Linked DNA regions of Mus musculus: regions 1 and 3 are each linked to region 2. A link is a loop called in an ENCODE intact Hi-C map of the cell type or tissue named here. Cell type or tissue: heart. All regions are shown on one strand. Links, peaks and the distances in the headings refer to the core of each region. The heading gives the core; the rest is flanking DNA. Region 1 holds the start of Gm29684 (predicted gene, 29684). Region 2 has its middle 30 kb from the start of Gm40744. Region 3 holds the start of Gm24433 (a small nucleolar RNA gene).

The links. Hi-C counts contacts between places; a loop is a spot of excess contacts. Peaks named below come from ENCODE experiments on the same cell type or tissue, not always from the same donor. Only the 100,000 strongest peaks of a DNase experiment are listed, where the experiment ranks them.
Region 1: a loop joins it to region 2, with 5 times the contacts of the local background. A loop is called at or near these places in 5 of 42 quality-filtered maps.
Region 3: it touches region 2 in a loop (2.6-fold over the local background); 8 of 42 quality-filtered maps call a loop at or near these places.

Annotation. Positions count from the first base shown.
Region 1 is chr10:95,140,360-95,151,193 of GRCm38, forward strand. It overlaps Gm29684 (predicted gene, 29684), which reads right to left and starts at 5,466. Exons shown (of 4, transcript NR_131146.1): 1 at 5,356-5,466; 2 at 4,646-4,690. In heart, for the core only: CTCF peaks have their summits at 5,501 and 6,963; DNase peaks (open chromatin) are centred at 2,702, 5,262, 5,372, 6,382 and 2 weaker places; H3K4me3 peaks cover 226 bases; H3K27ac peaks cover 5,141 bases.
Region 2 is chr10:94,986,715-94,997,548 of GRCm38, forward strand. No RefSeq gene overlaps it. Among named protein-coding and RNA genes, the nearest start is that of Gm40744, 30 kb to the left of the region's middle. In heart, for the core only: CTCF peaks have their summits at 4,934 (motif pointing right) and 5,611; DNase peaks (open chromatin) are centred at 4,277, 4,957 and 5,617; H3K4me3 peaks cover 1,586 bases; H3K27ac peaks cover 1,619 bases.
Region 3 is chr10:95,889,639-95,900,472 of GRCm38, forward strand. It overlaps Gm33377 (a long non-coding RNA gene), which reads left to right. Exons shown (of 5, transcript XR_380700.2): 4 at 4,563-4,651; 5 at 7,074-7,173. It overlaps Gm24433 (a small nucleolar RNA gene), which reads left to right and starts at 8,965; the gene lies at 8,965-9,097. In heart, for the core only: CTCF peaks have their summits at 5,302 (motif pointing left) and 9,006 (motif pointing right); a DNase peak (open chromatin) is centred at 5,273; H3K4me3 peaks cover 920 bases; H3K27ac peaks cover 847 bases.

The sequences.
Region 1 (10,834 bases), core at 1,375-9,374, 150 kb after region 2:
GAGCAGATGGTTATGCCCTGGGTTATCCCCTTACCCTGGCACTTCAAGTCTCTGCAAGGCTAGGCACTTCCTCTCTCACTGAAGCCAGAAAAGGCAGCCCAGCTAATAGAACATAACCTATGTATAGGCAACAGATTTTGGGATAGCACCCTCTCCAGTTGTTTGGACTCACATGAAGACCAAGCTGCACACCTGGTATATATGTGTGGGGAGGCCTACCTAGGTCCAGCCTGTTTATGTTCTTTGGTTGATGGCTCAGACTCTGACAGCCCCAAGGGTCCAGGTTGGTCTTCCTGTGGAATTCCTATCCCCTTCAGAGTCTGCAATCCTTGTTATTCTTCCATAAGAGTCCCCAAGCTCTGTCCACTGTTTGGCTGTGGGTATCTGTATAAAATAGTCATAAGATGAAGATGGAGGGAGTGAACTAGGAGGGAGGGATATAGGGAGGGGAATGGGGGATTCAGGATCAGGTGTGGGGAAAGACAGGAGAGATGGCCATGAAAATGAATGGAAATCTGCAACTGACCAGAGTGAGGAGGTGCAGGGCATCTCTAGGACAAGACAGAGACCTGGGATGAGGGATATGCCCAAGAAGCAGTGTAGGGTGACTTTAGCTGTGACTCACAACATTGGTGATATGGAACCGGAAAAGGCCACCTTCTGTAGCCAGACAGGAACCCCTTTGGAGAGATAGGGACATCAACCCACCCACAAAATTTTCAACCTAAAATGAATCCTGTTTACATGTAATACAGGCATGGGGAATGGAGGAGAGACTGAGGGAATGCCCAACCAATAACCAGCCCTACTTGAGACCTGTCCCAGGGGCAAGCACTAACTCCTAAGCCTATTAAGGATACTCTGTTATGCTTGCAGACAGGAGCAAGATGTCCTTTGAGAAGCTCCACCCAGCAGATGACTCAGACAAATATCTGGGAACTCTTAAATGGGGCCACCGTAGAAACGACTCCAGTGATTTAAGAATAGGCAGGCTTTAGTAGAGAAATACAGATCAGGGCTAAGAAGGGAACTGCCACTCAAAGTCCCTTTCCTTATGGGTAAAACAGAGACCAGCTCAGACAGAGAGAGGCTCTGCTTATGAGTCTCCGTGTGGTAGGGGAACTCACTTTTTATTGGGTTCGGGGGTGCCATTCAGGCCTGGTCTGATTTGTAGGACTCCATTTCAGGAGGTCAGTATCTTGAACAACCCAATCTGTGGTAATATGGATATAAATGGTGCAGTTGCAGCTTGGAGACTCATGTCTCTCTGGCAGCCACTGTGAGTTTTGCCAGACAAGTACATCAGAAGATGCAGGAGCAGGGGCTAGCCAACCCATGAGCACATCCCAGGGAGATGGCACCCTGTGCAGACATCATTTCCCAGATCCTTCATATCCTCCACAGAGACTCTCCTCCCCATCTCTCTCTCCTCAGTGCTCTATTTCTCTCACTCTGCCTGTCTCTGCTTCTTTCCAGTCTCTCTCTCTTTTTCCCTCTCTCTCAATACCCTTCTCCTTCCTCCTTGATTGCCTGAAATGTTTTTCTATTAACTTTTTTTCTTTATGTTTCCCATCATAACTTAATAAGTAGCCCACTCTTCCTCCCCAAATGGATGGCCAGATTTAACAAAACAAACAATGCCCAGTTCATCTGAGTTTGGACTAAATGGCAAATATTTGGGACATGCGTCAAAAAGCAATTTCTTGTTTATCTAAAACAAGTCTAATTTCAGTATCTGGCACTGTGATCCCCAGCTCATGGTGGCTCTGTGTAGGCATCAAATGTTTTCTTGTAGCCCTTCAAGATAAAATGCTCTATGATAAACTTTATAATTCTCTCACAATTCAAAAGATAGGATTGAAAAAAAAATAGGATTGAACAATATTTCCTGAATGTTCCAGAGAGTTTGGGGTCTCTTGTTCATGCAGGACACCCATGCCTGGGTCTGTAGGAGCTCTTTGAGTCCAACCACACCACATGTGCCCTTCCTGAACCAAAGGTCAAGGGAGGTTCCAGGTTAGCCAAATGCCAACAGACACATCAGGCCTCCCTGAAAGAAAAGGTTGATTTGCATATAGTAGGAGTGAGTCAATTAAATTGTAAGCTTTTTCTTTCATTTTTGCTATATATTTGATATATTCTCAGAATGACTGGAAGATGGGGGCTTTAAAGAAAGAACCCCCTTTCTGGAGCTCCTTTGGGTGTCCTTAGGGGTGAAATTTATAAGAGAAGGTGTGTAGGTGTTCACTGCCAGGCGATGTGAATTCTCACTGCTGACAAGAGCTTGTCATCTAACCTGTCACCTTCCTGCCTGTTGATATTTTTATGCGTGTGAAGGGCACCAAGCTGTCTGAAGGAAGCTGGACCTGGAGCCTCTGCAGGCCATCTCAACGTCCCTTTCCACCCTGAGTGACTCCAGCAACTGATGGAAGTTCCACAAGCAGCCCAAAAGAACAGATGCCCCATTCTCAAGGTCCTAAGGAAGGCTGCCTCCAGGAGCTGCCATTTCTGGTCCAGGCCAGGCTTTCTGCTCTGCCGGCTGGAGGACAGCCATCCTTATTGAGTGTATTTCCAAGAAAGCAGTTGACAGGCTCCTGGTGCTATTCCTGGAAATGTTCAATAGGCCATCCTCTGGCAGGGCCTGCTGCTGACGGATGGGTCTGAAGGGGTACCTCGTGCTCAGCCATCTATGTCGGGTCTATTTCCAGGTGCCTCTGAGCACTCCCATCTCCATATACCACGGGCTGTCAGCTGACTGGGGCTGTAGGCCTCTGCATAACTGCTTCCTCCCTGGCAGGACAGTTGCCAGGTGGCTTGCTGCTAAATGGAGACAGGCGCCCTGTGACTATAAATTATAAAACACCAGGTCCAGACGATGTGCTTGCTGTGTGTCCCCATAGTCAACTCCACGGGGGACCCTTGACCACAGCCAGAGGGCATTTCCTACAGCAGCTTTGACTCTCTCACAGCAGCCGTTGGAGAGAGGCCAAGCCTGCTGCAAGGCAGCCTGATTCTTAGCAATCCTCAAAGCTGAGAGTTTCCACTCGATTTCCTGGCATGGTGTGGACCGAGGTTTCTCAGGGTCAGCACTACATGCATTTTCAACAATCCATTTGTGTGTTGGGGGTCATATGTAAGCATCCCTAGTCTACTTCTACTAACATGCTGGCAGCATGTTCCTACTGGCAGAAAAACACAAAGAAAAAAAGACTAACCTGAACTACCTGGAAGGTGCAGGCTGAAGAGCAGGTCTCTGATGACAGGGCTGAGAGGATACTGGGGACTGTGCTTCAAGCACTGTCCTTCACTGCATAAGCTATGCTCCTTCTGACAATCCATGTTTGCTTTTGGAGACAGGACACAGACAGACAGACAGACAGACAGACAGACACACACACACACACACACACACACACCAGATGTTGCAGAATGTCCTCTTAGAAGGCAAAATTGCCCTTCATTGAAAAATCACTATCTAGAGTCAAGGAGCAGGGCCCCTGGGTGATGCCAGAGAGGGGGCTGCACTTCGGAGGGATGTTTAGTCTACAGACAAAGAAAGGAAAGCAGCTGAGGCTTCTGCAGAGCTTAAATTGAAGCGTGGGGCTCCCCTGAAAGAAAAAGCCAGGCTGGCTATTTATAAAGCTCCCTGACTCTTAAGTGAAAACAAAGATATACTTTAGACAGCTTTCTCCCCCTCTTCTCTGCTTTTATTGTGACTTTGAACAAGAATAATGGCTCTCTGTCCACCTGAAGAAAGAGAACAAAATCCCCACCCCCACCCCCGTCTTTCTTCAAAAAGGCTTTGGGAGGCTTTTGGTTGCTTTAGTAGTTGTTTTGGTCATCTTGTCATAACCACTTGCACCCACACTCCCCATCCCCATCCCGCCCTCCCCATACACGCCCCCCCAACCACCCCCCCCCACCATCATCTTAGGAATTATCTTTTCCTGACCAAAGTAGTGAGAGAGGACAGTAGGGGTGGGACCGTAGATAGAATCTCCTTGATTTTTCTTCACAAAATTCATAGGCTTTTCTTTATACTTAGAAACTGGCTGGGAAATACCCCTTGCCTATATAGGAAGCCACTGTTGCTTTAAAAAATGACCTTGCTGTTATATAATTCACAGCTGGCTTCTCCACTCCAGCTTTCAAGGAACTGTAAAGAAATCTTTAAAGATCTGGTTCTACTGGGCAGAAATCACAAAGGAAAAAAGGGAGTAACCTGAACTCCGCAGAGCGTACAGGATGAAGAAAACAAGGCTGCGTGGGTCCTGGGGACAGCTTCAAGCCCTCTCCTTCACAGCACAGCCTGTGCCTAGGAGGACGCAAGGCCACATTTGCTTTTGGAAACAGGGCACTGTGATTAATCAAAGAAAACAAAACCAGCTTCATTTCCCATAACAGGTCCACGGAGGGCTTTTCTAAGAAAAACCTTGATCAAAATGTTCCTTCTGTTTCCCTAAAGGCTGATGAGGGGGGATCCATGGAAGTTAGGTCCTGAAGAGTCCCCTTCCCAGAAAAGAGCTTCGTTATGCTAATTCACTCAAAGCAGTAGGGCAAGAGCCAGTCTACTGTAGCATCATTGACCCCTCTGGCAAAAAAGCAAGCAAGGGTGTCTTGTCCCTGTACCCACTTGGGTACTCACCTGTTCTCTCTGGGCCATTCTGATCAGTCAGGCTTCCTGGAAGACCTGGGGGAACAGAACAGTGAGCACAAGAGTCAGAGAAGGCAGGCAGCTGGGAGCACTGTGGCCAGCTTGCACAGGCTGGCCTCTCAGTAGTTTCTTGCTGTAGGGCCGGTAGAGTGAGACAAAGAGACAAAGGAGATACAGCCTGGGGTGCCAAATCAATTCAGGAATCAAATAATATTTTAATGTAAATCATTTAAGTAAAACTTAGTTTCTAAAATCCATGGTGAACAAAATCTCTAACATTCAAAGTATCAGCATGGGTACATTCACAGCCGTTGGCTTGTGCCATCAGAAAGTCCCCACAAGGCAGGTCAGTGAAATGGGTACACCAAAAAGGCCGTAGATTTTGAGACTGAAAAGTAGACTGCCCCATCAGCTTCTGCCTTATATTAGGATGAGTTGGTTAATTTTGATTGGGTCATACTCCGAAGCCCCAGAGCAGAGATACTTCAGGGAAACCAGCTTCTCCTCTGAGGCAGAGCTCCTTTGAATGGCTTCCCTGTGCCTTTTGCGGCAGAACAAAGAGGAAAGGCTGTCTGTGAACTGGGAGGGCTGCTACTGACAGACATCCCCTGGAAAGCAGCCTGTGCATTTCCTTAGCAAAGAAGAGGAGGCGGAAGTGCCAAGAACTTAAGAAAATAAATATTCTAGAAATAATTCCTGACCGTCTTTGGAATGTGTTCTTCCTCCCTTGGTAGATTGGTTTCTTAACAGTATCCCCTGGTAGATACTGTTCCCTTTGGCTATAGAAGCTGGTCTGCGTTCCGCAAGCACCCACCTGCTCTAGGGGGAGTGACTGCTGCCCCTCTGGCAGCTGGGAGAGGCGGCAGGGAGGGTGGACTGGTTTCCTGCTACAGGGTTAACCCCTTAGGCCAGAACTCGAGAACTGGGATCGAGGGCACAGACTTGACAGGATACCAAACCTCAGGAATCAGGATAACTGATGTTATTATAATCCAGAGCTTTAAAAAAGAGAAGTACCAGAGAGACCGGAGATGAACAGAATACGGGTTTTAAAATAAAGACAATATCTGTGCCAGAGATTCTTCTAGAACAGCTGGGAAGTGATACAATCAGAGGCCTTTGTGTTGTTCTGTTTCAATATTTTTTTTAACATTTATTTACTCTGTGTGTGTGTGTGTGTGTGAGAGAGAGAGAGAGAGAGACAGAGAGACAGAGAGACAGAGAGACAGAGACAGAGACAGAGAGATTTTAAGTACTTACAAACATTTTTAAAATTGGGAGATTCTGATAAAAAAAATAATCTACATTTAAACTAATCTTTAAAAACTCGAATATGAGTCTCACCGTGAGAAATGTGTTTAGTAATTGATTAGAGGGATTATCTATTTTCTCTCTCTATTTGTTGTATCTGGCAACTAAACCCAGCAGTAATAATCATTCCCACTTGCTGATAACGCATTCAATCTTAGCAAAGTTCAAGGCTTTCAGCATTTACGCCTTTAACTCCTCACAATTCTGTGCCTATTACTCCCATCTTCAGAGGGGAAAATCCGAAGCTCAGAAAACATAAATAATGTTTCCAAATCTCTTGACTAATAAATAACCTGGCTAACTTCCATCCTGGGAGGTGTGGACTAAATTACTGACTATCAAAGAGTTCCAGGAAGTTTCAATGGCCCTGGGTGTGCCCACAGGGGTGAGGGAGGGCCCCACCACCCAGAGAGGCTGGCTCAGCTCCCAGGCTCCTGTTTCTGTCAATGTTTCTGTTTCTGTTCCTCCCCCCACCCCGCCCGCTCTGTTGTTGTCTTGCTATCCTCATTTCTCTTTCTGATTTCTCTTTCCTGTCTTCGGCTTGCTTCTGTTTTGCTTGTTTTGCTCATCTCTGTGATGAAATACTTTTCATCCTGTCTTACATTTTGAGGGGCCAGTCCACCATGGTGGGGAAGACATGGCAGCCAAAGTACAGGGCAGATGGTGACAGTAGCCACAGATGTGAAGCAGAGAGGTGAATGGTGGCGTTCCCTTCTCTTTCTCCTGTTTCCTCAGACTGGGAACGCAGCCTGTGGAATGGTGTTGCCCACGTTCTCACCTCAACTACACCTCTCAGAAAATGCCCTCATAGACATGCTCAGAAGTTCGTCTGTCTCCTATATGATTCTAAATCCCATCAAGTTGACGATCAGAGGGGCCTCAGGTGAGCCAGCCCTGAGGGCAAGATCAAGGGAGAGCTGGCCCTCCCTTGCCTGGTGGTGTGGGTGCCAGCTGCAGCACTCTGGACAGCAGGTGGGGCACCTCATCTGGACAGCACAGTAGAGCTGCCTCTGGTGGGGGTCAGGGGGAGGACAGGTAAGCCAGCCCTGAGGTAAAGAGCACAGGATAGCTGCCTCTGTCATTTGTCTGCAGGAGCGTGACTTAGGTGCAGGGGTGATGCCCTCTCTGACCCTGACCCTGAACCTTTGCAGTAGCCAGGAGAGCGGGCTCCAAGGGCATAAGAGTGAGAGAGCTAGCCCTGACCTCTTGCTAGCTATAGCATTCAGGAGAGTGGGCCCTGCACCTCACCTGGGCAATGCAGTGGAGCTGGCCCTGATGGCAAAGGCTACGGTGAGCTGCCTGAAGGCATGAGACCAGGAGAGTTGACCCTGTCTCCTACTGATGGTTAGCCTAGCCAGAGCAGTGCTAGAGAGCTTGCCCTGGTGGTGCAGATAAGGGAAAGCCAGCTTGCTGACCAGCTCAGCTGCCACCCAGGCCCAGATCCAGGGCTCTAAGTTGGCCCACCCCAAAATCAATATCGTCTGCAAATGGTTGGGATTTGTGAAAGGACCAGACCTACTGTTCCAAAGCTGCAGGATCTTCATGATGCAGAGCAACAATGGGAGTCCTGGTGAGAATCCAATATTGATGGTGTCACAGAAGCTCAAACCAGACCAATGACTCCTTGCAGTGAATATTTGCGAGTGAAGCTGTGTGGACAGAGGAATACACTGTGAGACACATTGTGAGATACTACAGCTACCACGATGAGATGTTTTCTATGCTTTGTTTTGGTGTGTGTGTGTGTGTGTGTGTGTGTGTGTGTGTGTGTGTGTTTATTTTGAGGTGTTTTAGAGTCTCCATTGCTGTGAAGAAACACCATGACCAAGGTACCTCTTATGAAAAACATTTAATTGTGGCTGGCTTACAGGTTCAGAGGTTCAGTCAATTATCATCATGGCTGGAAGCATGGCAGCGTCCAGGCAGGCATGGTACTGGGGGAGCTGAGAGTTCTACACCTTGTTCCAAAGGCAAACAGAAGACTATGCCCCATGTAAATGGGAGGAGGGACTCAGAACCCACCTCCACAGTGACACACTTCCTCCAACAAGGCCACACCTACTTCAACAAGGCCACACTTCACTAATAGTGCTACCCCTGAGCCTAGTGTATTCAAACGACCACATTCCACTCCCTGGCCTCCAGAGGCTTATTCAAAGACATGATAATATCAGGGGCAATACATAAATACAGCAAAAATATATTTAGTCTAATTTCAAAAGTCCCCTTAGTCTATAGCAGTCTCAACAATGTTCAAAGTCCAAAGTTCAAAGTCTTTTTTGAGATTTATTCAATCACTTAGCTGTAATCTCCTATAAAGTCAAAATCAAAAAACAGATGACAAACCTCAAACATCACGGGATATACATTACCATACCAAAACATCACAGTGAAGAAATCCTGGACCAGCTGGGTAAACTCCAACTTCTTCATCTCCACATCTGATGTCAAAGTGCTCTTGAAATCTCCAACTCCTCTCATCTTTGTTGACTACAACAAACTTCTTCCTCCTGCACTGGTTTCACTCCCACTTAGCCGCTTTCCTCAGCAGAAATCCCATGGCTTTGACGTCTCTAACACCTTGGGGTCTCCAAGGCAACTTTGACTTCACAGCTTCTTGTTACAATGTCTGGGATCCACACATGATCTTTTGGGCTCCTCCAAAGGACTTGGCTCTCTTGCCTAGCTCTGCCCTCTGTAGCACTCTAGGCTCTGGTTGGCTCCATGTCGCTACTGCTGCTGTTCTTTGTAGTCATTCTATGGTACTGGCATCTCTAATACATGGGGTTTTTCACTGCATCTAAGCTTCACCCATCGCCTCTCATAGACTACCTTCATGGTGCCAAGCCTCAACTTCTTTGCATGATCCCTTCAGTCCTGGGCCTCTTCACCAGTGGCCTTCCTTGGCCTTTCACAATGACATGCCTCAGCTGCTCTCCACGACCCCTTTATGCCTTCAAAACCAGTATCACCTGGGTGACTCTTACCGACTCCAGCTGAAGCACAAGGCACCTTGGCTATCCCTGGAACACAGCTTCCTTAGGTCCCCCCAAAATGTTACTTCTCAGATCAATGATGTTGGTCTCTTCTTAATCACTGCTAATTTCTTAGCTCCAGCCAACAAGCATCAATTGTTCTAGTAGTCCTTTCTATTCTTGACTCTAAAGCCAGAGCTACATGGCCAAAGCTGCCAAGGTCTGTTGTTTGCTGGGGATGGAACCTGACCCCCTTGTTCTGTTACATTATCACCAGCTTTCTGTTTTCCAGCTCCTTTACTACCTAAGCTTGGCTATTTTGGAACTTGCTTTAGAGACTGATCTTGAACTCAGAGATCTGCTTGCCTCTGTCTCCTGGGATTCAAGGCCTGTACCCTAAGCTTTCCATGGTCACTATTCCCTCAAGGTGCAGATCAAAAGCCTGTCTCCTCCATTTCTGGATTGTAGTTCATTCCAGATTAAAAGTCCAAATGAAAACCATAATCAGGCAGTGCCCTTGTTCAACTGCAAACACATAAACAATAAGCTTAGCTGTGTGGAACCTTGCCAAGAGGTCGACACTCCCTTAATCTGTTTATCTCCTTGAATGCAGGATTCAGCTCCATTCTACTTCCTGCTGCCCCTTTATTCTTTGAACCATACATTTTGTTCTTTTCCATTTTGTACTTTTCCTTTTGAAGCTTGCTATGCTTGATCAAAATGCTCTTCATGAGGCTAAACCATAGAATAAGAGCAAAGTCTCTGCTGGGCTTCTTTGAGACTTCCTTTGTCAATGCAATTAATATAAATCTCTTTACCTTTGTCTCAGGTAGACCCCTCAAACAAAGGCAAAACAAAGCCACTTTCTTCACCAAGATACCACAAGAACACTCTTAGGACACATACTAAAATTCTTCTTCACTGAAACCTCTAGAGCCAGGTATGCACAGTTCAAAATACCCTTAGCACCAATGTCTTCCATATTCCTACTAGCATGGCCTATGGAGTGTCACAGTTTAGCAACACAGTTCACTGTAGAGCAGAGGTGCCTAATGACGTGACCTCTTAACACAGTTCCTCCTGTTCTGGTGATCCCCAAACATAAAATTATTTTCATTGCTACTTCATACCTGTAATTTTGCTACTGTTCGGAGTTCTAACGTAAATATCTGCATTTTCCAATGGTCTTAGGTAACCCCTGTGAAAGGGTTATTTGACTTCCCAAAGGGGCCACGACTCACAGGTGGAGAACCACTAGTGTGGAGCATGGGGCATCCCTCAGTTTGCCTGACTAGCAGTTGTGGGTCGTTGCCTCTGCATAGCATCAGCAGAGGATCATACCTCTCATCGCTGGTCCAGGATAAGATACACATTAAACATTCATTTTCAGTTTTTTTAAAAACTGCAATGTATTGCTTTCCATAATCATAATAAGGTAGAAAAATAGAATGCCAAGCTATCACTTAGTTGGGGATTTCTTGAGTTGGAATCTTATTTAAGATTTTTCTTAGAGTTTTCTGGCTGAGAAGCAAAAATAGATCAAGGTCTGAAGTCCCAGTGACCTCTGCTTTCCATAGGGCTGACTCCTTGTATCAGCAGGAGAAGGCTGTCACCCTCCTATCTAGATATCTCTAAACAGACCTCTCCCCATACTGCTACATTATTTCTGGTAGCACCTATGAGTATAATTGGGCCATGGTTTATATCACAACACATGAATGGCCAGAAGTTTGGGTCCATGGCCAATACAATCTTATGAAAAGAACTCCATCTGGTCACCCTACATGTTTCCAGCATCATTTGCCAAATTGGATTTGTGATGGTTAAGCTTCAATGCCACCTTGGCTGGAATCGCCATATAAGCATACCTCTGTGCTTATGTGTCGGAGAGTGT
Region 2 (10,834 bases), core at 1,750-9,749:
AACCCTGGCCGGCTCCTTTTCCCCGTCCCTTGATTCTTTCTCTGAATTTCAATGAATTTTTCATCAGCTTATTAATTAGTACAGATCTTGAATTGCACTTTGTAATTAAGGTCTTGTGTGTTCCCCCAGCTCTCACATTTGAGCTAAATGTTAATTTTTCAAAGGGAAAAATTAGGAATTTGACAACTGCCTTCCTTCCTGGCAATAGAATATACGTGCTGCCTGTCAAAAAAGATCGAGTGCCTGGATTTCTCGATAGAGAGTGATAGATTATCCCTCATGCAATTGAACACTCATTCGCCCAATATCACACTCAACTGCTGACAGCAGTTCCTCGAGGAAGCCATTTGTGAGGCACACTTAGTAGTCTAGTCACTCAACCTGGACTCAAACTCTCTGACTTGCCAGAAGTCTGGGTAACTTGTTGTCTCTTGGTTCTGGTTTTACTCCAACTTCTAGCAATTCCAGAGTCGTCCAAAGACATAAAGCTATGCTTCGAGGGTTCACTTTTCCTACGGCAGTTCTGAGGGCCAACCTCAGCTGTCAAGTTGACAGCTTCTGGAATCAGCTAAAACCCAAGATGTTGGGCACTCTGGTGAGGAATTTTCTTGATTATCAGAAGGAGGAAGACCCAGCCTTCTGGTGACAGCCCAGACCAAAGGATGTGGAAAAAGGAAAAGGGTTCGTGCCTGCTTGCCCTCAGGCTGGCTGACAAGTTCATCTATCCTGTTGCTGTCCAACTATTAAAACTCCTGCTATTAAAACTAATGTCACTGGCATTCTAACTTAGACCTAAGGCTCTCCAGGACTCCTCCAGTCCTCTAGAGGAGCACCGGACTAGGGTTATTGAGGTACCCAGCTTCAAAGACATAACTACAAGGTACTTGGCCTCTCCAGTGTGAGACAGACTTGTTGGACTACCAGTCCACATTTTACACACACACACACACACACACACACACACACACACACACACACACACACACGCTCAGTTCTGTTTCTTCAGAGGACCCTGCCTGTTGCAATAGTAATGCCGGTTCCACCCTACACTCTCAGGAACTGATTGTCTGTGAAGCTCCGGTGTTCATGAACACCGTGTGGGCAGGATTATGTATTAGCTCTTCAGAGACAGTTATTAGCAAACATCCTTAGAAGAGAACGGATAGGGGTCACTGCCTAGTATGAAGAACAGGGGCTGCCCACACTCAGGATTTCCTCTTATAAAAGCCCATGTTTTTGTATCACTCCATGGTGCTTCAGGTCGGGGATAAACACAGGCACGGACACAGGCTGCTGCTGCGGATGGCGAGTGACCATGTATTCGGCACTTGATGCCATGTTCTCCACCAGTGCCTATGAAAAGGGCAGCTAGACTGGTGCATTCCCACGCAGAATATGTTGTTGGCCCTTAGGCTGGTTTTGTTTGTTGGTTTTTTTGTCATATACCCAGCACTGTCTCTCTTTCTCCCTCTCCTTCTCTTCCTCCCTTTCTCCCTTTGTCTATGTGTGTGTGTGTATGTATATATGTGTGTGTGTGATGTTCAGTGTGGCATGTGGTGTCTGTGTGTGTGTATGGTATAGTGTGTGTCTGATGTTCAGTATGGCATGTGGTGTCTGTGTGTGTATATGGTATAGTGTGTGTATGGTGTAGTGTGTGTATGTATGTGTATATGTATGTGTATATGTGTGTGGTGTGGTGTGTATATATATGTGTGTGTGTGGTGTGTGTATGTGTGTGTGGTGTATATGTTTGTATGTGGTATGGTGTGCAGCGTGGCATGTGGTGTGTGTGTGTGTGTGGTGTGTATGTGTGTGTATATGTGTGTGCATTCACATATACATCTTCATAACCCTTATGAGATAGGTAGGTATCACTATTATTCCTGTCTTGCATGAGGAGAGGAACAACACAGAGACCTTACGTGAGTGGTGTCCAAGCCAGGGTTTGGAACTAGGCGGTGTGGTTCCAGCATTTCAGCTCTGAATCCTTTCCTCTTTGAGCAGAGGGGCCGTGCTTGCCTTAGCTACTGAATTTCACTTTAGAAATTAAGTTCTGCTCTCTGTGTCTAGGCATCAGCTGAACAGATGTGTGGGGCAATGGTGTCCATTCCAAAGTTCCAGAAAGTTCTCATACATTCACCTTACATACATCTACAGAGAAGAAAGCTCGGTGGTAGCTGCCTGGACATGGTCTCGGGGGTAAAGCTCCATGTGTCTGATGATCCACACCCATCCATCATGAGGACAACCATGCTGGAGGGGTGAGGACCCAGGGAGAGGGACTAAGAGAAGACAGTGGCAGGTGGCCTCGTGGATCATAGTCAAGGCCTTCAGCTTGTTTTGTGTGAGATTTCTAGGGGGTTCTGGCCGATCTGCCGTTGTCTGACTTATAAAATACAAACACTCTTCAGGCCCGCTGCCATGTGTTAGCCCTCACTGTGAACCACCACTGAGGGGGCTCTCCCAGGGAGTGGCCCTGGGGAAGTCTGGCTATTGTTTCCACTGAATGGATGAGCTCTTGGAGTAGAGAGTGCTAAAGTAGCTTTCCCCAGAGCATACAGTTGGTCCTCACAGAATTTGTGCTCTTTCACCCTAGCTAGGACTTCTGCAACTCAGTGTCCTTTGGCCAGCCAGCACTCATGTCCCCAGAGAGAAGGTCCCCTGCCCAGTTGTCGTTTTTTACCTCCTGAACTCTGTGGCACACTTTGGAGCATAACTGCACACTTGGCCTGGCAACCAGGTAACCATTCTTTCCTTAGAGCCTTATGCTTCTTGCCCTATGCAGTTCAAGGTTAGCAGGTTCTTGGCGGCCTGCCACAGCCGTGTTTATGGATGGTGTGTCTAGGTTCACATCAACGGAATTGGTGCAGGGTGAGGGTGTACCCATTTCTAGCTTCTACCCTGTTTTCCCTTTTCGCTTCTGAAGCCAAAGAGCACAACCCATCTCTTGCTTCCTGTCCATTCCCAAGCCATAGTCTGTGAGTGCTGCAGACCTTGCCATTGATGGAGCAGCTCCCAGACTTTGTCCCTTTGGAATCTTCCAAGGCCAGGGACACTGGTGACCAGTGTCTCCCTTGGCCCATGTCCCACTCAGCACCTTTCCTGTCTTCCTGATGGCTTGTTCTCAGTTCCAGAGAGGCCCACACCTCCGCCCACATGTTTTCAGTTCTGTTCTCCACACCTATGACATCATGTGCTCACGCACATTGTAATTCCGGTCCCAGTATGGTTCCTGAATTCGAGTGTTTCTGCCTATATGGTGTTCCAGCTGCACGCCCACAAGATTCCTGGACTCTCACAACCCAACAACACCACTCATTATCCCCATCCCCACCCACCTCTCAGAATGATCCCAGCACATTCTCTGGTGACCTGTTCACCCCTTTAGACGGTGCGGTGCTCCCTCAAAGCCTGTCATGTGCACACCCTGCCCTTACTGCCTTTTCTGTATTCTACCAGCTGCTTACTGATGTATAACTACTGCAATGGTGCAGTTACACCCTCTCGTTCTGGAAGCTCTTTGTGAGTTCAGGTCCTTGGGCCTTACTTATAGAGTCTGATTTAGTAAGAACAAAGGTAGGGTCAGGGATATATAGTCTTAGATGCCCCCTATCCCAGTAAACAAAACAAAACAAAACAAAACAAAAAACCAACCCATGACCAAGGCCTCTCAGCCCAGTGCTTTGTCTGTGGATTAAGAGCTACAACTAGAGTTGCCTAACATCTTCTGACCACTTGATAGTTCCTGAGCTGTATCGAGCCCTGTCTATGCAGGCACACCACTAACTCTAGGTTTAAACCACTGACGACTCCATTTTACGCTGTGAACACAGGGGTACAGGGAGCCATCAGTCTGTCCAAGGACACTGTGCCTCCCATCCAAAGCCTGTTCTCAATGCTACGTTTTCCTTTGTCGTCTGCCTGCATGGTCCTGCTGGCCAGATGGCTTTTGTTCTCCAAGTGGCCAACCCCCTCCATTTTTCTGTGGCTTCTGAACACATTGCATAGCTATCAGCTTAAATCCCCTCCAATTGGTTAATCATAGTTTTATAGACCAGCACAGACAGCCTGAGTCCTCTCTCTGTGGTGTTGCAAAGCTAAACTCAGGCGTCAGCTGGGACTTGGTTTTTCGCAAAGCAAGCTTTGGCTTCTCTCCCAGCGCCCTGGCCACTGTCAGAACTCACTTTCTCACAGTTTGGCTCTCAGCTCTCTCCCGGCTAGCCAAATTCCTAATGAACAACCAATCAGAGAAAACTCCACAAGAGTCCTTTTGAGTCTCCAATCTCTTCTGCCAGGAACATTCCAGTCCCTTTAAAGTGTTCAGCTGATTGGGCGAGGCCTGCCTTGGACAAGCTTTAGATTTTTAAGATTGGCAGACCCGGGGATCTTAACCACACCCACAGATTCTCTTCCCAGCAGCCCTCAAGTTCATTGTTTGAACAACGGAGTGGAAGGATGTGTACATTGTGGGCTGTCAATCCACTTTTATTCTGTCACGCTACTTGACCTCCAGGACCCAGCTCAAGTGGTGACTGCTCTCCTCCATCCACAAATCACACACACACACTCCATTTTTCCAGTGGACTATGGTGTTTTTTAAATAAAACACTCCCCCAAACCCGGGTCCATTTTCTGCACCAACCTAGGCTGTTTCTAGAGAGCAGGAGCCTAGACTGGGACATCTGTGTTCCCAGTACCTAGGAGAGCGTCTAGCTTAACACATTCGCTGCTAGAACGATGTGCCAGTTGAGCAAGCTCTCCAGATAAGAGCGTTTCTTTCGGAATCACGTAGGACAATGCTTGCGGGGAAGTGCTAGAAACCTTCAGCGAGGCTGTCTTTGATTCCCCAGGTCTTTGAAGGCAAAGATGAGCTCCAGTTTACTTAAAGCTCCTCTGAGCAGAAGCCTCGGCAACGGTGAGGCGGGTGGACCACTAGGTGTCACTCAAGATTCAATAAAGAGACGCAGGTCCTTAGAAAGCCATTTCTACCTTCCCTGGGGGAGGAAAGTGCTTAGGTGGTCCCCAGCCATTGTTTCTGTTGGTTCACGATCCCTCATTAGCCGCTGTTCTCTCTCTGCGGACGGACGCATTCTGGGTCTAAAATAGGACACCAGGCAGGCACCACGAGAGTTGGAACCTCCCGACTGTCGAATACAGCCTCGCAGTTTTATAGACAGGCAACTGACGTGTGTGTGTGTGTGTGTGTGTGTGTGTGTGTGTGTGTGTGTGTGTGTGGCTTTAGGGTGTGTCTGAGTTCCCTCCTACTCAAAAGTGTCTGAGATCTTTCTCAGGACCAAGACCCCTAGCTCCGGAGCTCTAGAGCCCAAGATGAGGAAGGTAATAGGGAACAAAAAAAGTAATAATCGGCCGTCTTTTTCTTAGAAACGAAGGCCTCAGGAGTGGGGGGACACTGTCTCCTTGGGATCAAGGACTGCAATTAGCCACCGGGCTGAAGGGAAGGGGCTAAGAGAGGGCTTGTGAGGAACAGCTCCTTGGCTTGATCTCTGGTTGAGGTTTTTTTTGTTTTTTGTTTTAAATGGCCCTCTAGAAGTGAAATCTAGGCATAGGGCTCACCAACTGCCAGGTTGTATTTTTCTTCACCCTCGGCAGAGGGCGCCCTTCCCCCGTCTCAGCTCCCTGCTGGGCCAAGGCCTGAGGCCAGCCCGAATCTTTACCCAGCCGTCTTGTGAAGCACCAGGGGCCAGCTGGCTCATTACACTGAGATAATTCCGGACACACTTATGTTTGACCTTGGACGCGGTCTTGAGATGTTCTACCCCTTTGGCCCCTGTGGTTCTAGGGCACATTGCTATCTTAAGTGAATATTGATTTGCCTTTCTTGGTGCTCCTGGGAAATGAGAGGTTACCCCACTGAGAAACCAGTTAAAGAAAGCTTGTTCGGAATGGAGAGTCCTGCCGGGCTTCATACACACACACACACACACACACACACACACACACACAGAGAGAGAGAGAGAGAGAGAGAGAGAGAGAGAGAGAGAGAGAGAGAGAGAGAGAGAGAGAGAAAATCTAATCTATCAATGCAATACATTCTTTTAAAATCTGGGAGCCTCCGGCCCCTCCCCCATTTGATTTGCTCGTTCTTCTTTGCATGAAAAAAAGTCATTCATTCATTCATTTAGTTTTACAACATGTGTTTTTATTAGGCACATTCTGGATGCCAGGGACCTGGCTTGGGAAAGCGGGCTGGCTTGCTGGTTTGGGTGAAGTAACTTGTGGGAAAGGAGATAACTGAAGAGATATTTGTAGGGATAAGAGTGAGCTATGCCTGAGATGACAGCCAGAGAGGAGAGGCAGAATGGGGTGGGGGTGGGGATGACAACAAGCCTTACCTGAACCTCAGCCAGGACTCTTTTCTGCCTCCCCTCCCTCTTGGGTTGCAAACTTAACAAAGGAAGTTGCGAGTTTTTGCTCTCCGCATAGCCCTTCTCTAGGTGAAGCCAGAGGCAGAGTGTGGCTAGACTCTGTTTCCAGCTTTGCACCACACTCCTGGGCTGAGCACCAGCCATTTTGCATGTTGAATTCACATCACTCATTGCCTGTGAGGCTTAACACGCTCTAAAAACAAGATGCCCATCTGGGTGCTGCAGCTGTTTCTCAGTGCTTGCCGAGCAGGTATCAGGATGCAGGTACCAAGGATGCAGGAAGGACCTTAGAGACCAAGGAGGAAGGCTGCTGGCTGAGAGGTGTTACAAAGGGATGATTCTGGGTCTGGGCCTTTAAGAACAGGTGAAATTAAGAATTAGTGTGTTCTGGGGAGACATGAAGAAATGTCTATTGACCCAGATAGGACATCCACGGCAGACCAAAGGAACAATTCTACTGTGGTGAGCCAGTGAATTTATTAGGGCTACTTGGTGACACAAAGGCTTGTGGCACTGCTGAAAAAGCTTATCCCCAAACTGCTAACCACATAATCCCCAGAGCTTTCTGCACAACTCTCCGGTGTGTGTGACCCAGGTTGGCTGGGCTCCAGTCCCATCTCCCCTCCCCCGGCCTCCTACCTCCAGTAAGTGTCACTGCTCGGGTTGGAAAGATGGCTTAGCGCTTAAGAGCACTGACTGTTCTTTTGAAGGTCCTGAGTTCAAATCCCAGCAACCACATGGTGGCTCACAACCATCCGTAATGAGATCTGACTCCCTCTTATGGAGTGTCTGAAGACAGCTACAGTGTACTTACATATAATAAATAAATAAATCTTTTTTAAAAAAAGTGTCACTCCTTATATGGTGTTGGGAAGGGAGGGCCCCTCTTGTGAATTTCCATAGCTTCTTGAAACTCAGAAGTTTTGTTTATTTCCTTAACAAGCCTCTGTTCGAGTTGGGGTGGAGGTGGGCATATGCTTCAGTTCCAAGGAAATATCTACTCAGCAATCAGGACTGGGTCCTGGATAGTTAGAAAGAAAAAAAAAAAGATTAAGACAAGTCCAGTATGCTTGTTAGCCTCACTAAGACAGAGAAGTTTGCCTCCACCATCCATGTTATCTGTAGTCCCAGAGCAGGCAGGTGGGCTCTCTGTGGCCCTGCCTGTGTCATTCTCAGAACAATGAAGGCAGAAGAAGGCAGAGGCTCAGGTCATCACCTCTACCTGCAACTGCAGGCAGAGCTCTGAATAAGGGGTTCAGACCACTGCTCCTCCTGTGCGCTCCTATAGCGGGCAGCGTCTTTCCTGTTGCCTTCGTGGTCTGCCCTGCCGGCCTTGGCCGCCTGCTCTCTGCTCATTTCACGATGGCGGCAGTCTCGTTCCCCTTCTTTAACCAAGCCCTAACTGGACCTTTCCTCACCCATATGCTCTTCCCGCGGCCTCCTTGGTGGCCTGCTCATCCCTGCTAAGGCCTCAGTTATCACCGTGGGCGCACTTTTCCCTCCCCTGAGACTGCTGGGCAGTGAGTAGATCCCCTGCTCCCTGCTGTAGCTACTTCCGAGGACTCAGGGCAACCTGAAGCGACCTCACTTAACTGCCCGTTTAGTCTCCGTCTGTGTGTAATCTTGGGCACTGGGACTTCCTGTCTTCCTCTCTTCAATAGCACGGGGCAGTCCAAAGATGGTAGATCATGTCGAAGGTACTCCATAAATATGTGTTAAGTGAACTGAATAAGAGAAGAAAACCCGGGTTGGAGTGATGGCTGTGGTGAGAACTTGGTGTTGAGGGTGTCTTGTGCTGACACCTGTCCTTTTCTGTGCTGTGACATGAACGTATCTGCAGATGCTATGCTAGGCGATGCCAGAGAGACACCAAGGACCATCATCCCGTTTACCCATCGGATGCCCAACTGCATTGAGACATAGTGTTAAATGGTAGGTGCCGAGGTTGAAGGGAGGGAGGCAGGAGGAGCTACTATTTGTAGAGGACAAAAAGGCTCTGGAGTTAGGTGGAGGCAAGGGGCACCTCACCCAAATGGGATCACATGTATTCTTCTGTGACAGGATGCTTCCACCTAGCAGAATGTCTTCCAGGTTCATTGGCATGATAACAAGAGTCAAACTTCTCTTCTGTTTTTTAAAAGGTAAAATGAAACATCTCCTCTACCCTACTTTGGAATAAACTACCAAGATTAAAGAGGAGAAAACACCCACAAAATAATTAATGCACAGATGGGGGAGGGGAGAAATCACTGAAAGGGCAGGAGAACATAGAAGGATAAGGATAGTACGACGGTTCCCAGCCTAGTATGACAGTCCCGCCCTAGTATGACAGTCCCCAGCCTAGTATGATGGTCCCCAGTCTAGTATGATGGTCCCCAGACTAGTATGATGGTCCCCAGCCTAGTATGATGGTCCCCAGTCTAGTATGACAGTCCCCAGCCTAGCATGATGGTCCCCAGCCTAGTATGATGGTCCCCAGCCTAGTATGATGGTCCCCAATCTAGTATGACGGTCCCCAGCCTATATGATTTTCCCTAGCCTAGTATGATGGTCCCCAATCTAGTATGATGGTCCCCAGCCTAGTATGATGGTCCCTAGCCCAGTATGATGGTCTCCAGTCTAGTATGATGGTCCCTAGCCTAGTATGACAGTCCCCAGCCTAGTATGACAGTCCCCAGAGAGTATGACAGTCCCAGACTAGTATGACATGGTCCCCAACCTAGTATGATGGTCCCCAGCCTAGTATGACAGTTCCAGACTAGTATGATGGTCCCTAGCCTAGTATGATGGTCTCCAGTCTAGTATGACGGTCCCTAGCCTAGTATGACAGTCCCCAGCCTAGTATGTGATGGTCCCCAGCCTAGTATGATGGTCCCCAGTCTAGTATGACAGTTCCAGACTAGTATGATGGTCCCCAATCTAGTATGACGGTCCCCAGCCTAGTATGACAGTCCCAGACTAGTATGACAGTCCCCAGCCTAGTATGTGACGGTCCCCAGCCTAGTATGATGGTCCCCAGTCTAGTATGACAGTTCCAGTCTAGTATGATGGTCCCTAGCCTAGTATGACAGTCCTCAGCCTAGTATGACAGTCCCCAGAGAGTATGACAGTCCCAGACTAGTATGACATGGTCCTCAACCTAGTATGATGGTCCCCAGCCTAGTATGACAGTTCCAGACCAGTATGATGGTCCCTAGCCTAGTATGATGGTCTCCAGTCTAGTATGATGGTCCCTAGCCTAGTATGACAGTCCCCAGAGAGTATGACAGTCCCAGACTAGTATGACAGTCCCCAGCCTAGTATGTGATGGTCCCCAGCCTAGTATGATGGTCCCCAGTCTAGTATGACAGTTCCAAACTAGTATGATGGTCCCTAGCCTAGTATGATGGTCTCCAGTCTAGTATGATGGTCCCTAGCCTAGTATGACAGTCCTCAGATAGTATGACAGTCCTAGACTAGTATGACAGTCCCCAGCCTAGTATAATGGTCCCCAGCCTAGTATGATGGTCCCCAGTCTAGTATGATGGGTCTCCAGTCTAGTATGATTGTCCCCAGTCTAGCATATTTAGAAGTGTCCATATCCCTTTGCTTGCAGATGGGGAGAATAGGAAAAGTGGAGGGCCGTAAAGGTTGATGGGGCAGAGATTTGGGTGTAAAGATTCTCTTTGGCATTAGAGCCTAAAAGACAGGTGTCAACTTGGATGCTGAGGTGTGGTCACAGTCCTCAGTCTTTGTGGTAGTTTGACTGAGAATGTTTCCCATAGGCTCACATATTTGAATGCTTAGTTACCAGGGACTGGCACTATTTGGAATGGTTAAAAGAATTAGGAGGTGTGGCCTTGTTGGAGGAAGTGTGTCACTGGGGGTGGGCTTTGAGGCTTTAAAAGCCCATGCCAAGCCCAGAGAGTCAGTCAGTCTCTCTCTCTCTCTCTCTCTCTCTCTCTCTCTCTCTCTCTCTCTCCCCCTATGGATTAGGATGCAGGACTCTCAGTTACTTCTCCAGCACCATGTCCGCCTGTGTGCCACCATGCTTCTCTCCATGACAACACACTAAACCTCTAAAACTATACACAAGCCCACAATTAAATGCTTTTCTTTAATAAGAATTGCCTTGGTGCTGGTGTCTCTGCCCAGCCATAGAATAGTGACCACCACAGTCTTCTCTACTGAGATGGATAATGGGGGCTTGAAGTCTGACCGTTATGCCTATAAGACTATTCTACAGAATTCCCCTCCACATTTGGCAGGCCAGACGAACTTCAGTCTTGCCCTTATTGTGAAGTGCTTGGTGTACCAAAATAATGCCCTATTTTTCTTGGAATGGCATCGTTATCAAGCCCCTGTGGTACGTATATGGCACAGGTTATTTAATCCACCCATCCATCCATTCACTGTTGGGCCATTGGGTGCTTTAATCTTATTGTGAATAATGTTCCTGTGAGTGCAAT
Region 3 (10,834 bases), core at 1,729-9,728, 900 kb after region 2:
TCTGTTGTGTAAATGAAGCACATTTTCTGTATCCATTTTTGGTAGAGGGACATCTGGGTTGTTTCCAGTTTCTGGCTACGACGAATAAAGCTGTTATGACTGGATTAACTTGATACCCGTCCCATAGGCAAGAACCAACCCCTGACGGTGATACAGTGTTATTGCTTGCAGACAGGAACCTAGCAGAATTGTCCTCTGAGAAGCTCCACCCAGAAGCTGATGGAAGGAGATGCAGCGACTCATACTCAAACATTAGATGGAGCTTGGGAAGTTTTGTGGAAGAATCAGTGGAAGGATTCAGGAATCAGGAGGGGATAGAGACGCCACAAGAAGACCAACAGAGTCAACTAACCTGCAACCTTGGGAGGCTCTCAGAGACTGAACCAGCAACCAAAGGGCAAAGGACATAGGCCTTCCACATATATGTAGCAGGTGTGCATCTTGGTCTTTATGTAGGTCCCCCAACAACTAGAGTTGGTGCTTACCCTGGTTCTGTTGCCTGGCTATGGATCCGGCTCTCCATAACTGTGCTGTCATGTCTCAGAGTGGGAGAGAATGTAGCTAGTCCTGCAATGACTTGAGGTATTAGGGTGGGTTGGTATGGGGGATGGGTGGTTCCCCCTTCTCGGAGGTGAAGGGGAAGGGGATGGGGAGAGGGGCTGTGGAGGGGGACTGGGAGCAGAGGGGGTTTGCAATTGGAATGTAAAGTGAAGAAATAAATGGAGAAAAATGTAAATAAAAATAAAATAAAATAATGACTGAGTTTGAGAATACATTTTGTTTTTAATAGAATGTCCTTTGTTGATAGATCATGTCTTAGAGTTTCATTGCTGTGAAGAGACACCATGATCATGCCAACCCTTATAAAGGAAAATGAGGAGGAGTGGAGAGTTCTATATCTGGATTTGAGAGCACCAGAAGGTGTACTGGACTGAGCTACTGAGACCTCAAAACCCACCCACTAGTGACACACTTCCTCCAACAAAGCCACCCCTACTCCAATGAGGCCACATCTCCTAATGGTGTCCTAAGAGCCTATGGCCTATGGGGGCTATTTTTACTCAAAGCACCACAGCAGATATTGGCTAATTTGCTAGAATCATTGTAATTTATACTCAGAAGTTATCTGTCTGGAGGACCTCTTCAGGCACTCAAACCAGCAGTGAACATTGTTGTTGTTTGATATTTTAAACTTTCAAGAATTTACTGGTTAGCTGCTAGGATCTTCAAAGACAGTCTCCAGTTGTTTAGAATATAAGAAAGGGATAACCAATCCTGACATGATGTGACAGAAATGAGCTCAAGTTCAATTAAAGGACACTCTGATGAGATGGGAAGGTAAGAGCTGTCCCACCTGTGCCCGGTGTCCACACATAGAACCCCACCATTGCTGTTAACGTAATGTGACAAAACTTTACCCCACAGCTCACAGCAACCTAACAATTGAAATGAAAGAACAAAGTAGCTAATAATTAAAAGTTATCTTTCCTCACTAGGTCACAGCTGCTGTTTTCTTTTGTGGTTTGTTTGTTTGCTTGTTTGTTTGTATTTGATAAATTGTATTACTTCCTTGATGTTTAAAATGGCCATGGCAGTGACTAAGCGAAATTAAAAGGATCTCTTGTCCCACATTTCTTCTTGGCTTCCTCATCCTGAAATGGTTCTACTCGTTTCCAATGTCTTTGGGGACCAAAGATGGCCAGACTACGACCTCCGGTTACACCTGCTTCCTTGACCTGGGCGGGGTTCAGATCACTTCATAGTTCCATTCAGCCAGCCAGCCCCACCTCAGCTGTGAGTTCCCAGAGCCCACAGGGTTCTCCCTAGGAACCCAGACCATCCCTGCTTCTTTCCTTCCGCTTTTTCCACAAATGGAAGGCTCTGCATCTCAGCTTTGTGTTTTGATTGTATGAGTTTTTTTTGTTTTTGTTTTTTTGCCAGAAGGTTAAGAAAATCCTCAATTCTTTATGTTCTGGATAATTTCCTGTATGACTTAATGTCTCCCTAATTTATGTTATGCTTCAAACCCCGGAGAAATGGCAGAGGTGCCTATTTAACATGACAATGCAGACCTGGCCTTCAGGTTCTCCCAGCAGAGCATCCCTCAGTCCCTTCCTGTTACAGGGTATTGCTGGTGTACCCCACCTTCTACCCAGACCTCTGCAGCCCAGAGGCTGAGCTGCCTGTCCATCCAGAGGCTCTTCCCTATATAATACAGACATTTTGGTTACCTAACTGTTTTGTACTTTTGTTCTCCTGGTTCCTCTCTCCCATCTCCTCCCTCATCTCCCTCTCCTGGCCCAGCTCAGTCTGGTCTTGTCTGCTCTGGATTCTCCCAAATGTCCCTGCCTCTACATTCTCCCTTTTATCTACAATAAACGTTCGTTCTCCTCCACCACACCTAAGAGCACCCCTTTCCTTCCCTTTCCTTTTTATTCGTTTTCATCTATTTACTGATAATATGGCTAGACCAAGACTGCAAAACACCAATTCTTGGTCCTGTGTATGATTATCTGATCCGCTTGTTCTAAACGATCAAACAAAATATGGAACAACGTGTCTGTCAATCACTTTAGTCAGCTTCCTGCTTCCTGGGGGCTTTCCAGCTTGGGCACGCCCTGAACCAGCCCTTAGGGACCCTCCCCACGAACAAACTGTCCTTCAGCCAACCATTCTCTGTTCTTCCCGCCCATCAGGTTGCCCTCTCATTCCACCTTTCCACTCCCATTTCTTGTTTATCCCTCACTCTGAAAGCAGCCCTTGTCCTCCGCCCACCTTTCTTTTGTGCGTATGTATATTGAGACAGGTCATTGTTGAGTGTCTCCTTTTATCACACTCAGTCTTATTTTTTTGAAATAGAGTCTTAGACTGAATCGGGAGCTCATTGTTAACTAGACTGGCTTCCCTGTGAGCCCCCAGGACCTGCCTGTCTCCATCCCTTCTATAGACTGTGGCCAGCTTTTACATGGAGTGCTGAGGGATCCGAACACAGATCCTTTTACTTGTGCGGCAAGGAGTTTATCCACAGAGCCACCTCTCCAGCTCCTGTTTCACGGTTTTTGTTTGTTTGTTTTTTTTAAAGATTTATTTATTTTATGCATGTGAGTACACTGTAGCTGTCGTCAGACACATCAGAAGAGGGCATCGGATCCCATTATAGATGGTTGTGAGCCACCATGTGGTTGCTGGGAACTGAACTCAGGACCTATGGAAGAATTGTCAGTGCTCTTAAACCACTAAGCCATCTCTCCATTTGAGTTTTTATGAAGCTTTATTTTTTACTTGAGAGAGAGAGAGAGAGAGAGAGAGAGAGAGAGAGAGAGAGAGAGAGAGAGACACTGACTCTGTCTCTGAACTGGCCTAGAATTTATTACGTAATCTAGCCTGGTTTCAAATTCATGGTTATGCTCCTGCCTCACATCTGTGATTACTCAGGTAACAGGTACAACACTCCCAGCCGAGAGTCCTGTTTGCTGACCTTTTTGAGATGCTCACAGACTCTGGTGGCAGCGTTTCCACCGTGCTGCAGGAGCCTCCCCCTGGCCCTCAGTACCTTTCTACCCTCTGTGACCATCCTCTTGGATGCTCCAGCTTTGTTTGCCTGTTTATTCAGGCAATGTCGAGAATCCCTTCGAGGAGCTCCGTCCCAGTCTGACTTGCATCAGAACTTGGCACTTTGGTGCCCGCTTCGTACTAAGTTAGAGCAACGCTGTATTTTTTTAAGAGAAGGGAATTTTGTTACCCTTGTACACATTGAAAAGATCTATAGATGCAATTAGTCAGAAGCACGTGTCGGTAAGTATGAACGGTGAAGGCGGGGCGTGCTGGGTTCTGTGGAGCATGCGCTGTCTCCCCCACCAGCCATGCAGTGCCACGCTGCCACATTGTTGACCCTCGCTTTCACCCCACTTCCAGACATTGACAAGTGAAGCCTTTGGAGCCTCAGTCACTCATGACTTGCCTCCTTTGTTACCTGCCTGATCTGCAGTCTCATGTTGGCCCTGATTCATGGTGGTCAGCACGTAAGGTTGTTGTGCCTGGTAGGGGCAGAAAGGTAGAATAGCTGTCCCCATGCCACGAGGGGGAGGTGGGGATGGTTGTGAGCCACCTTGTGTTTGCGAGCCACCTTGTGGTTGTTGGGAATTGAATTCAGGATCTCTGGAAGAGCAGCCAGTACTCTTAACTACTGTGCCATCTCTCAAGCCCCTCAAACAATTTAATTAAAGCAGTTCATTGGGAAAAATGATATTTTCCTACTCTGTAACAATTAAAAATGTGTTTTGTTGGATTTTAAAGGTAGTTGGGGGAGGTGGGTCATTGTTAAAACAAAAATATTCCTTGACCTTCATTGAGTTTTACAAACTCATTCATTTATTTTAGGTGGGGGGTGGGGATGTATGTGCATGACTGTGGACATCAGGGGACAACCTGTGACAGTTGCTTCTCCCTTCTGACGCTTGCATGCCAGGGATTCAAGTCGGGCTGCCTGGCTTAGCAGCCAGAGCCTTTACTGCTAAGCCGTTCCATTTCCTCAACTGCAATGTACTGATCTGTGTTTCTAGTTTAGCCACTGAGCAGTACCACAAAATGGCTGTGACCTTGAACGGACAAAGAACTCAGGAAGTGACAGTTCTGGGTGATGATAAGACAGGTAGGTCACAGCTTTAAGAATATCTCCCTCCAACTTTCCCTTGAAATGTGTGACTCTCACCCTGCACCGTGATGGCTGGAGTCCGTTTGTTTCCTGGTTAACTCACCCGCTTCATTTCTTCTCTGTGGGCTAAGCACGAACCCTAGCAAATTTCAGGGATGCAATGCCGGTCTGAGCCGCAGCTGGGGTGTGCCCGGTTCACACTGTCCACAGGCATCTCCCATTTGGTTTTAAAGCTCTAAGGTCCCCATTTCCCAGCATGACCTAAGGATGGAATGTGTGTTGCAGAGGCTTGTCAACGTTCTCTCCCTCCAGAACCTGCAGCCTCCCGGGTCCCAGTCTTCACGTTCACAGAGTACTCCTCTTGCTTGCTTCTCTTCCCTTTGCTTCTCTTTCTCATCGAAAGACCCAGACCTGATGCCAGTTCTTTTCCACAGGAGAGCACTTTGTGTGTCTCTAGCAGCTTCACAAATTGCTTTATGGTTTCATTTTGTCCATTAACTTTGTTTTTGAAGCAAACTGTGTAAAAACAAGCATCAAGTCTCCCGTCAGCTACACCGCAGTGCTTGCTTTTCTTTTTCTCAGACTCCAGGGACAGCGCCCTGCTGCTTTCTGTTGTTTTTGGTTTTTTTTCAAAGTGAGCCAGCACCCTCTGTAGGCCAACCTGTGCAGAACGCCTCCAACCAAGTCAGCCTGGGGTTTCTAATGCCATTTGACAAATGCGAGACCATTTGTCAAAAACTATCCTGGAGAATCCATTCAACTATCGAGGGACATAAAAGCCGAGAACTGGCTCTTTTGGTTGAGTTGCAACATCCCTAATTGGGACAGTAGACCACTAATGGGAAAGAAAGCTCTCCCTCTACCCTTCTGTCTCTGCTCACACCCACATGTTAATGCTCATGGTCTTCGCTCCACTTGTGACAGATTCATTTATTCAGTGGCTCTTGGTACTTCCATTGGGTGACAGCCTCCATCATAAGATCTGTCGTGTTTTATAAAAAGAAAGAATGCAGGGATATGTTTGGTTGTAGGTGCGGTAAGGTGTGGGGGAAGGGGTGCCCCTGCGGACGCATGCTGAAACATCTCTTCCCCCTGAGGTACCAGTCACATATAGTATAGGATAGTTTATTCAGGGAATGGGGAGGTGAGCTGAGAGAAAGGCAGAGGTGGGGTGGAGAAGAGAAAAAGAGAGAGGAGAATAGTAGAGGAGTAGAGGCCGGCCGTGAGCACATGGAGAGATTGGGGGGGATGGGGGGAGAGGGTAAGGAACAGGAACAGGAGTAAGAGAAAGAGGAGGGGGCAAGCAGCCCCTTTTATAGTGAGTCAGGCACACCTGGCGGTTGCCAGGTAACTGTGGGGCGGAGCCTAGACTAATTGCCAACAAGGTCTGCTGTGGGGAAATAGATTGTTTTTATTCTAATGAATGTGTAAGAACACTGACCTCTAGATCTTAAAGACGAAATGCTTGGTTGGAGACAGTGTCACAGTAAAAATACTTTCCTAGGGGCTGGCGAGATGGCTCAGAGGGTAAGAGCACTGACTGCTCTTCCAAAGGTCCTGAGTTCAAATCCCATCAACCAGATGGTGGCTCACAACCACCCTTAATGAGATCTGATGCCCTCTTCTGGTGTCTGAAGTCAGCTACAGCGAATGTACTTATGTCTAATAATAAATAAATCTTAAAAAAAAACTTTCGTAGCATGCACAAGGCTGATCTGTAGTCTGTCTGTCTGTCTGTCTCTCTCTGTCTCTCTCTCACACGCACACAAAATAAAATGAATAAGCACTCTAAGAGTATAAAGCAGGTGATCTGGAGAGAGCAAGTCATCAGGGTAGTCATGGTGGGATTCTAGATGGCGATGCTGAACGGAGATGTAGATGAAAGAAGGACAAATTCATCAGCTGCATGTAGTCCTATGACCATGGCCAAACCCACACCCAAATCCGAATTTCTGTGCTTTCTTAGTTGCATCCCACATGCTGTGTGTTGAGTTATCCCATAAGGACTCTAAAGGAGGAGTTAGCTCTTACAGCTGCCCATCACAGACTCTTTAGAACTTTGGAGGTGGCAGGCTGGAAATCTGATCAACTGGGGACCACGTGGTGTTACACAGTGGGGTTTTGTATGTTTTCCTTATATGTACAAAAGAATTGCTGCTGTCCATGACCCATGCGGAAGCAAGGAAATGGCTTCCTCTGTGTGAACAGTTCTGGGGGTGAGGATCAAATCCATGTACGTGATAAAAGATTGCTCTGTCACTGACCTACCCCTTGGCCTTTCATGGTAGAATGGCTGATGCTGAACTTACTTTCTGTATTGTGAAAGGAGTCTGGTTGTGTATTTATATGGCACCTTTAGACTTTTAATTAATTTATTTTCTTCTATTGCTTATTTAATCTTGGAACTCTCTCTATGCAGCACAACCTGGTCTTGGACTAAAAATGCAGTTTTGATCAAGAAGAAGGAAGACTAAAGTGTGGATACTTCAGTCCTTCTTAGAATGGGGAACAAAATACCCATGGAAGGAGTTACAGAGACAAAGTTCGGAGCTAAGGCGGAAGGAAGGACAATCCAGAGACTGCCCCACCTGGGGATCCATCCCATATACAACCACCAAGCCCAGACACTATTGCATATGCCAGAAAGACTTTGCTGACAGGACCCTGATATAGCTCTCTCTTGTGAGGCTATGCCAGTGCCTGGCAAATACAGAAGTGGATGATCATAGTCATCTCTTGGATGGAACACAGGGCCCCCAACGGAGGAGCTAGAGAAAGTACCCAAGGAGCTGAAGGGTTCTGCAACCCTATAGGTGGAACAACAATATGAACTAACCAGTACACCCAGAGCTTGTGTCTCTAGCTGCACGTGTAGCAGAAGATGGCCTAGTTGGCCATCAATGGGAAGAGAGGTCCCTTGGTCTTCCAAATTTTATATGCCCCAGTACAGGGGAATGCCAGGGCCAAGAAGTGGAAGTGGGTAGGTAGGGGAGCAGGGTGCGGGGAGGGTATAGGGGACTTTTGGGATAGCATTTGAAATGTAAATGAAGAAAATAACTAATAAAAAATTGGAAAAAATGCAGTTTTGGAGGACCGAAGAGATGACTCAGTGGTTAAGAGGACTTGCTGCTCTTTCAGAGGTCCTGAGTTCAATTCCCAACAACCATATGGTCGTGCACAAACCATTTATACTAGGGTCTGATGCTCTCTTTTGGCATGCAGTTATATATGCAGATAGAGCACACATATACATAAAATAAAAGTAAATGAATGAATGAAAAAATTCTGGCAGAAAACAAATGCAGCTGTCTTGCTTTAGCCTCCCAATTGCTGGGATGATAGCCATGGACCATCATGCCTGGCTAACATCTATCTACCTGCCTGTCTATCTGTTCATGCATTTACCCATTGATCTGTCTGTCTGTCTGTCTGTCTGTCTGTCTGTCTGTCTGTGTATCTTGTCTCCTTGGTATCCCAGGCTGGCCTCAATCATGATCCTTAGCCTCCCAACTGCTGGGACTGCTGATATGTACTACCATGTCTGGCCTAATTAAAGTTTGAATAAAAGGAAGTGTTTTGACTATTAGAAACTCAGAATATCATTCTCCACAGGCTCATTCTGCATGAGCTGTTGTTTTGAAGGTAATATGATAACTTCTGAGCAACAAATGGGGCTGGGCAGGAAACCAGGTTCCTCCAGGACACAGCTAGCTCTATGACAGTAGCTAGGGGCAGGGTTTGGAGGAGTCATTGCTATAGGTTGGATGTTGAATGTCTTCCAGTGTTTCTGTGTTAATGGTTCGATCCCACTGTGGCACTAATGGGCAGTGGGATCTGGTAGGAAGTCCTTAGGTCATTCAAGGGGATTGTGGGACCACGGCTCCTTCCTGAGTCTCTGGCTTGCAATGAGAAAATTTTCTGTCTCAAGCATTCTCTACTGATAACTTCCATCCATCCCAATAGCTCTACCAGATCTTATGCAAGTAGCTTAACTTGCCTCTTATTCATTAATTATCTGTTCCTGGGTTACTTACAGCAACGGGAAGCTGAGTAATATTGGGGCAATCATTTGGGCATAAGGCATACAGAAAGAGCTAAGAGAGAAATGCTTGGCAGATTGAATGGGGTCTTTGAGAGCTTATTTCCACGTGGAGACTTGCCTATTGCTGTTATACAATAACATAATTGACTGTTGTCTGCAGTCTGAAAAGGCAGAATGATGGAGCAATGCTAGCTAGATGCATCACAGATAACTAACAAATAGCACACTTAAATACTGGAAGGCAATGAGATTAGAAATAGCATCTGATCCTGCCCCTAGAGGCATTGCTGTTATGGCTGCTGTATCACATGTGTGTCAGTAGGTGGCAGAGACGAGACAGGCTGTGTCTATGCTCAGTGTTCTGACCTGGGATACCCCCGGAAAAAGGTGAGCCTAAGACAACCACCAATCTAGTGTCAGGGGCCCAGGATAGGAAGCTATTGTGAGACAACTACCAGTCTGGCACTTTGCAGGCTTGGATAAGCTCCCAAGGTAGGGAACGAGCCAGAGACTAGAAGACCCCCACCTGAACTGCTGGCCCAAGGCAGTTCAGAGTGAGCCCAAGATAAAAGACCCTTGCATGGGGTCATGCAAGTGGGGCAGGAATATGAGTGAGTCCAAGGTAGCCACCAGACCAGCATCATGGGGCTGGGTCAGGAACCTAGTCTGAGTTGACCACCAGGCTGGCGCCTCAAAAGCCTGGGGGTGAGGGACACAGACCATGCCCAAGATGACCCCTCCTTGGGTGCCATAATGCAGAAGCGGGAGGAGCACTCCTGAGACAGGCAGGAGGCAAGATGGGCTGCCAGATGCCTGCTCCGGGGAGGCTTGCTCTCTCGAGTGGGCAAGGATGAGGATGAAGTGATTCAGTTCCATGTGCTTCTCCCAGGGACTTTCTTCATCTTGGTTCTTGATGGGGCTCTGAGGACCCAAGCACTGCTAAGAGGAGCAAAAACATGGTGGAGAAGTGGGAGAGGAAGAGAAACAGAAGGATGTAGGCACAATGAAGAGAGGAATGAGAGCAGGGGGCTGGCCCTGTCCCTTGCCTGCTGCAGCACTGGGGAGAGCAGGTCCTGCACCTCACCTGGGTAGCACAGTAGAGCTGGCCCTGATGGTGTGGTGTGGGTGAGCCAGCCTTGAGGGTATGCAAATAGGGGAGTTGACTCTGCCCTTTGTTGATAGTGGCATTGGATAAGCCAGCTGGGACAGGGCAGGAGAGCTCACCCTGATGGTGTGGGTGTGGGAGAGCTAGCAGCCTGACCATCTCAGATACCTCTCAGGCCCAGATCCAGGGCTTTGAATTGGCCCACCTCAATATCTACTCAATCATTGAACTATTGGAGTGATTGAAGGGGCAGGTCCTACAGATCCAAAGCACAGAACAGCAACAGGATATCTGAGAAGAGTCCCAGTGAAGTTCTAGTATAGATGGAATAGTAGAAGAGAGAGGCCTCATACCAGACCAAGGAGTCATTGCAATGAACATTTGCAAGCAAAGAAGTGTGGACCAAAGGGCATACTGTGGGACACACTGTCACACACTACAGCTTCCATGATGAAATTTTTTTTTTCTGTGTTGGGGAGGTTGCAAGGATGGAAGGTGGATTAGTGGGATTAGGGTGCATGATGTTAGAGTCACAAAGAACTAATAAAAATTTTTAAAAAAAAGAAAGAGAGAGAGAGAAAGGGAGAGAGAGAGAAGAAGAAGGAGGAGGAGGAGGAGGAGAAGGAAGGAAGGAAGGAAGGAAGGAAGGAAGGAAGGCAGGGAGGGAGGGAGGGAGGGAGGGAGGGAGGAAGGAAGGAAGGAAGGAAGGAAGGAAGGAAGGAAGAAGGGAAGGAAGGAAGGGAGGAAGGAAGGAAGGAAGGAAGGAAGGGAGGGAGGAAGGAAGGAAGGAAGGAAGGAAGGAAGGAAGGAAGGAAGGAAGGAAGAAGGGAAGGAAGGAAGGAAGGGAGGAAGGAAGGATCCCCAGTGGAGAAACTAGAGAAAGAACCCAAGGAGTTGAAGGGGTTTGTAGCTCCATAGGAGGAGCAACACTATGAACCAACCAGGACCCACAGAGCTCCCAGGGACTAGACCACAAACGAAAGAGTACACATGGAGGGACCCATGGCTCCAGACGCATAAACGAATGCAGAAG